Linked DNA regions of Mus musculus: region 1 is linked to region 2. Evidence: chromatin loops called from intact Hi-C (ENCODE). Cell type or tissue: heart. All regions are shown on one strand. Each heading gives the region's core, and the rest is flanking DNA. Links, peaks and the distances in the headings are about the cores only. Region 1 has its middle 19 kb from the start of Gm5174. Region 2 overlaps Ttc41 (tetratricopeptide repeat domain 41).

Region 1 (2,910 bases), core at 269-2,768, 95 kb before region 2:
AGCCTGAGGAAAGGTTCCAGAAAACACTGAGTGTGAGCAATTAAATAATTTTGACAAAATCTCTCTAAAACACACACACATACATGCCTATTTCTTTCCATCTAAGCAGCTGTCACAGTACTCAAATAAGGTTAATTTCTGGGTAGCCAAGGTGCCCATAGTGAAGCACTTATGTTCAGAAAGATCACTTCATATCAAGAAAATGTGGGCTAAAAAATGGAGTTGGGAGGACACAGAGCTGGGAAACTGGTTGGCACATGCTTGGCACAGGGAGTGGCACTATTGAAGGTGTGTCGTTATTGGAGTACATGTGTCACTGTATGGGTGTGCTTGGAGACTCTCCTCCTTCCTTCCTGGAAGGCAGTTTTCTGTTTGCCTTTGGAACATGATGTACAACACTCAGCACCTCAGTGCTATGCCTGTCTAGAGGCTGCCATTCTTCCCACCATAACAATTTGGATTGAAACTCAGAACCATTGAGCCAGCCACAATAAATACTGTACATGACAAGGCAGCAAAATATTGCCTGGATCATGGTGTCTCTTCACAGCAATAGAAACTCTCACTGTGACAGTTCAGGGGAAGTAAGAGTCATTGCATGCCAGGGGAAGAAACTGTTGAAGATGCAGGCTAGATCACAAGTAGAAGGCTGCTCTGTCGCTTGCTCTCCTTTACAAGCATTTGAGGAAACCAGTAGGCCTGCGTCTAAGTTGGGATCAGACTGGACAGAGGAACCTTGGAGATGCTGCCTAAACCAAGAGAGAAGAAAACTAGAAAAGAGAAGCCAAAATCGAAGACCAAAGAAGCACCAGGAGGAATGGGGGGAGGCTGCTTCCACCAAAGAGAAAGCAGTTAAAAAGAAGGAGCCTTCTGAAAATGGCGTGGAGACCCGAAATCCAAGAAGGCCAAGAAGCAGGTGGAGGTGCCTCAAGATGACACTGCTTCTAAAAGCAAATCCTCCATGAAGAAAAAGGAGTCCCTTGAGAAGGAAGCAGCCACTGCTAAAAACCAAAAAGATAAAAAATGAACAGCCTTCTGAAGAAGAGGCAGAGGTCCCTAAGCCCAAGAAGATGAAGAAAATGAAGGAAGCAAATGGAGACAGAGAGAAAAGCCCCAAACTAAAGAATTAACTGTCCAATTACAACCCGAACTCCAACTCCAGTGAAGCTCTTGGTAAAGAAGCCCCTGTTCCTGTGCAGGCTCGATGCCTCAGTGTAGAGGAATGCTGGGCCAGTGAGGTGGGGGTGGGTAGGTGGTTGGGGGAGCACCCCCATAGAAACAGAGTAAGTATGGATGGCATGGGAGGTTGCAGAGGGGAAACTGTGAAAGGGCATAACGTTTGAGAAGTAAAGAACTAAGATATCCAATTAAAACAATAAAATAAAATAGGAAGAAAGAACGTAGTAGCGATAACGGGGCGACGGCGCAATGGGGCAGGAAGACAGCTGTAGTGGCCTGGCTGGACCAGAGAGCACATGCCTGCAGAGGTAGGGCACAGCCTGCAGGGTTGGCTCCAGAGGCACCAAGACAGGGGCAGCCTTGGTGGCGACCTGCAAACGCGCAGGCGCAGATAGCACAGCGACCCAGCAGATGGCGCTAGTCTGAGGACCGTGGTAAGGTCGCTGAGGGCAAGCAGGGGTAGATGTCAGAGCTGGGTAAGAAGTACTGCATGTACTGCTTGGCCAAGGTGAACCCGCTGCACTTCCGCTGCACAGAGTGCCAGGACATTGAGCTGTGCTCTGAGTGCTTCTAGCCCAGCGCTCAGCTCAGCTACCACCACCGCTACCAGGGCTGCCATCTGGTGGACGCTGGATGATTCACACTCCGGGGTCCTGAGGCCAAGGGCAGCTGGACACCATAGAGCAGTTCAGCTTCAGTAACTGGGCATGGCTGCGCATGTTGGTGCTTCATGGACTACCCAGGAAGTGATGGAGCACTCTGTTAGCATGTATACCCACGGGAAATTAGGCAAAGTCTGCATCCCTGGCATCATCTCCAACCGGGTGACAGATCACAGCAGCCCCCAGTGGGGGTCCTCTCTAGCCTAGTCTTACCACACCTTTGCCCCCATTGGAAATCTCTGTGGCTGAGTAGCAGCAGCTGGGTTAAAAGCCCCTGCAAGATGACTATGAGATCGAGTATGACCAGCATTCACTCTGTGAACTCCTAGAAGGAGGAGGAGGAGAGGGAGAGGGAGGGGCAGTGGGAGGGGCAGGGGGAGGGGAGGGAGACCGAGCTCAAGAGTGCCCATGTAGACATGCATGTGTGGAAGCTGAAGGAGAGGCAGCTCCGGAAGAATATTGCCCAAGAGTATAACATGGTACCAGCCTTCCTGGGCAAGGACAAGAAAGAAAAGAAGAAAGACATTAAAGAGAAAGATCACCAAGGAGGAGAAAGAGCTGCAGCTAAAACTAAGGCCACTCTACCAGTTCATGCTCTGCAAAGAATTTGATGATTTATTTGAAAACATGCACAAAGAGAAGATGTTTCGCGCCATGATCTGAGAGCTACAGCGGTACCCATGCAATGGGATTAAGAAGATGGAGGAGTCAGCCGAATATGAGGCTGACAGACACAAATGGAAGAGGAGGAAGGAGAACAAAAACCTGGCCAGCTTCAGAACGGGGAAGGAGGATGGCAAAGACAGCGAGTTTGCAGCCATTGAGAACTTTCCTGGGTTGGAGCTTCTGTCAGATTGCAAAAAGGTTCTCTATAGGTCTTTGAATTTGAGTCCTGCATGCTATTTGACTGTGAAGACTATGATAATTAAAGATCACCTCCAGAAGTGATGAGAGATCCCCTCTAAAAGTCGCCTTCCCACTTATCTGGACAAGGTCCTAAAGAAAAGGATTTTAAATTTCCTCACAGAAAGTGGGTAGATATCCAGGGATGCTTCCTGCGGCCAGATGA
Region 2 (2,910 bases), core at 216-2,715:
AAGGTCTAGCGTGTACACAGCCACTCAGAAAGAGACTACTCAGCATCCCTGGTTGGAGAGAGGGCAGAGAGATGTTAGGTTATCTAAGTGTTGTCTAATTAAATGGCAGAATCGGAATCCAGACCTAGAGGGCCAGTGAGATGGCTCAGTGGTAAGGGTGCTTACTGCCATGGCTAACAACCCCAAGTTCAATACCTGGGGTCCACATCATAGTAAAGAACCAATTCCCAAAAGTTATCCCATGGCACCTGCCTGCACATACACACGTGCACACAAAATAAATAAATGGAAATGTAATAAAATTTTTAAACAATCAAGAAAGTATCATATTAGGTATATATCATGACAGTTTTGCTGCAAAAGTAACAATTCTTTGTTATGTAACACAAGGTCTTCTTATTTTATTAAGAGGTCCAAATTGCCTTTATTAGATTTTTTTTTCGATTATTGCTGTAGATTATTCCTCAGAAGAGAGTCCAGATTTGCACTATTAGATTCATCACAGATGAATCAGTCAAATGTGGTTCCATTCTGTGTGAATTTGTATTTTTTTTTTTTTTACTACCAAATGGTTCCCTGTCCAAGTTACCCTCACTGTACTCACATGCAATCGCTCTGAACATAATGTTAAGGTTTTTGAAGTTTTGCAATGTCTCCAATAGGCGAAAGATTTCTCCTGGCTGCCGCGCTCCCTGCCTCCTCACTGTAAATTCATTCTGAGCAGCGTCTCCTCCAGTCTGTCCTGCAAGTCGCTGTGTGCCCGCCCTGACGTGAAGATCGTGGAACTCAACAGCATCGGGGACGAAGACACCAAGTTCAACATCTTCAGACAGCACCTCTCCCCTGCCGACCAAGAACGCTTCGGGCAGAGCAAGCCCATTTTGAGGAAGAAACCAAACCTGAGCCCTCTGAAGCTCGCAATCATCGCCAGCGAGCTGCAGGAGTGCAAAATCTACCGCAATGAGTTCCAGTGTCTCCGGGAGTACTTGGAGGTTGCCTCTGTGCAGGAGCTCTGGGAGTTGATTCTGAAGCGCTGGGTTGAAGATTATAGTTGGACTTTGAAGCCTAAAGACACAACTCTAGACACCGTGATTCCAGGTGTGTGATAGCTGATCCTAAAAGTGCCTCCTTTATGGCTCCAAGACTTGTTTGTCCCAGTTTCTCGGTTGTTCTGTTTCTGCTGCCCCCTGCTGGTGCAGTCCCTCATCCTCACCAAGGACAATCTTGTTTTGTTTCCACAGGGTCTCTCTATGTAGTTCTGGCTAGAACTTGCTTATGTAGACCAGGCTGGACTCAAACTCACACAGCTCCATCTGCTTCTGCCTCCCGAGTTCTGGGACTAAAAGGGTGTGCTATATACCTTGGCTCTCCTGGCACCTTGATGCCTGATTTCCTCTTCAACTTTCTCCTAGACCTTTCTCAGTTTAGTAACAGCTCTTTCCTTCCTAGTTGGGGTAAAACAAACAAACAAACAAACAAACAAACAAACAAACAACATCGTTAGCTCATCTTGTGAGTCTATTGTTTGTGGTGAACAATTTTTCTTTTTTTTTTTTTTTTTTTTTTTTTTTTTTTTTTTTTTTTTGGCCTTGGTTCTGCTTTATTGTCCTTAGAGCACCCTTTGGATACAGTTTTAAAAAATAAACCACATACATAGTAGGAACTGAGTCCAGGCTGATGCCCCGTATCTCCAGAAAAATCCCAACCCAAGAATGTTTATACAAAATGTCAGAGGGGAAAACCATGAGGCAGCATGGTGCTGAGCTGAGGGGTGGCCAGTTGGCAGAGGAGCGGGCGGTCAGTGACGGAGCAGCCAGGTCACGCCTCCTTCTCATAAGTCCGAGTGCTCACCACACTGCCATGAGTGAGAGTCAGGATGAGTTTCCTGTCAACTAGCTCCCTAGTTAGTGTTGTCTCCTGCCCATTCCACTTCTGCACATGGATGAGTTTGCCTCCGTCCAGCGTCACCAGTGACTTGACCTTCCGGTCATCTGCTGTCACCTCGTCGAACTCTATTCCCAGCTGAAAGTTGATCTCTGTGTTCTTGAAGGTACTTTGTGTCTTTATGGTGATAGTATCCCCGTTCTTCTCGATGATGGTAGTAGGCTTGGTCATGCTAGCCACCTGCCTGGTGGCAAAGCCCACACCGAGTGACTTCATGTAGTCATCAAAATTCTTGCAGTCCACTAGCTTCCAGGTACCGACAAAGGCGTCCGCCATGGTGCGATGAGTGAGGAGGCGGGCAGGCACTGAGAACCGCAGCTCCCGGCTGGACAGCCTCTTTAAATAGCCCTCGCATCACATGATGAAAGTGGCCCACACCCCTCGCTCCCGAAATGTGAACAATTTTTCTACGGTGTGTTTACAACAGTCAAGAAGCAGGCTGTTGAAAGCTTTTATTCTCTCCAGCCACTGTCTGTGCAGTAGGCCTCTGATATCTGATTTGAAGCTTGCTTTCCTCGTTTTGTCTTTTCTGCATCTCAGTCTCCTTTCAGAACACGGAAACCTAGATTGGAATGCAGTTGGAGAGGTGGAAGAATACAGGGCACATTGATTACTGTGGTACTACATTGTCCCTCACAGTTTTCTGCTCTACCGTTTGCATTTCTATCAGGAAAGTGGATTTTAAGGTGGAAGTGAGGTCCCCTAGAAGAGTTGCAAAGGCCATTGATCCATTCTATCTAACTACACCCCCAGGACTGCACAGGAAAGCCCTCGGCTCCTTCCTGCAATGGCGGCTGCTTCTCCAGCACTGGCCCGCAGTCCTGATGGGTCTAGGGAGCTCCAAAGCCATGGGGCTAGGAAGAGCTGGGTAGAGCTCAGTCCCGTTTAGGGGGAGCTTCATCACCTTGGCTTCAGATGTGCCTTTAATTGAAGGCTGTAGGTAGTGTGGACCACTTCAGTTCACGA

The links. Hi-C counts contacts between places; a loop is a spot of excess contacts. Peaks named below come from ENCODE experiments on the same cell type or tissue, not always from the same donor. Only the 100,000 strongest peaks of a DNase experiment are listed, where the experiment ranks them.
Region 1: it touches region 2 in a loop (13-fold over the local background); 18 of 42 quality-filtered maps call a loop at or near these places.

What each region holds. Positions count from the first base shown.
Region 1 is chr10:86,635,497-86,638,406 of GRCm38, forward strand. It overlaps the pseudogene Gm19989. Among named protein-coding and RNA genes, the nearest start is that of Gm5174, 19 kb to the right of the region's middle. In heart, for the core only: CTCF peaks have their summits at 1,598 (motif pointing right) and 1,834 (motif pointing left); a DNase peak (open chromatin) is centred at 1,605; H3K4me3 peaks cover 511 bases.
Region 2 is chr10:86,730,169-86,733,078 of GRCm38, forward strand. It overlaps Ttc41 (tetratricopeptide repeat domain 41), which reads left to right. Exons shown (of 16, transcript NM_001003910.2): 6 at 663-1,098. It also overlaps the pseudogene Fabp3-ps1. Among named protein-coding and RNA genes, the nearest start is that of Ttc41, 26 kb to the left of the region's middle. In heart, for the core only: a CTCF peak has its summit at 1,192 (motif pointing left); a DNase peak (open chromatin) is centred at 1,203; H3K4me3 peaks cover 725 bases; H3K27ac peaks cover 709 bases.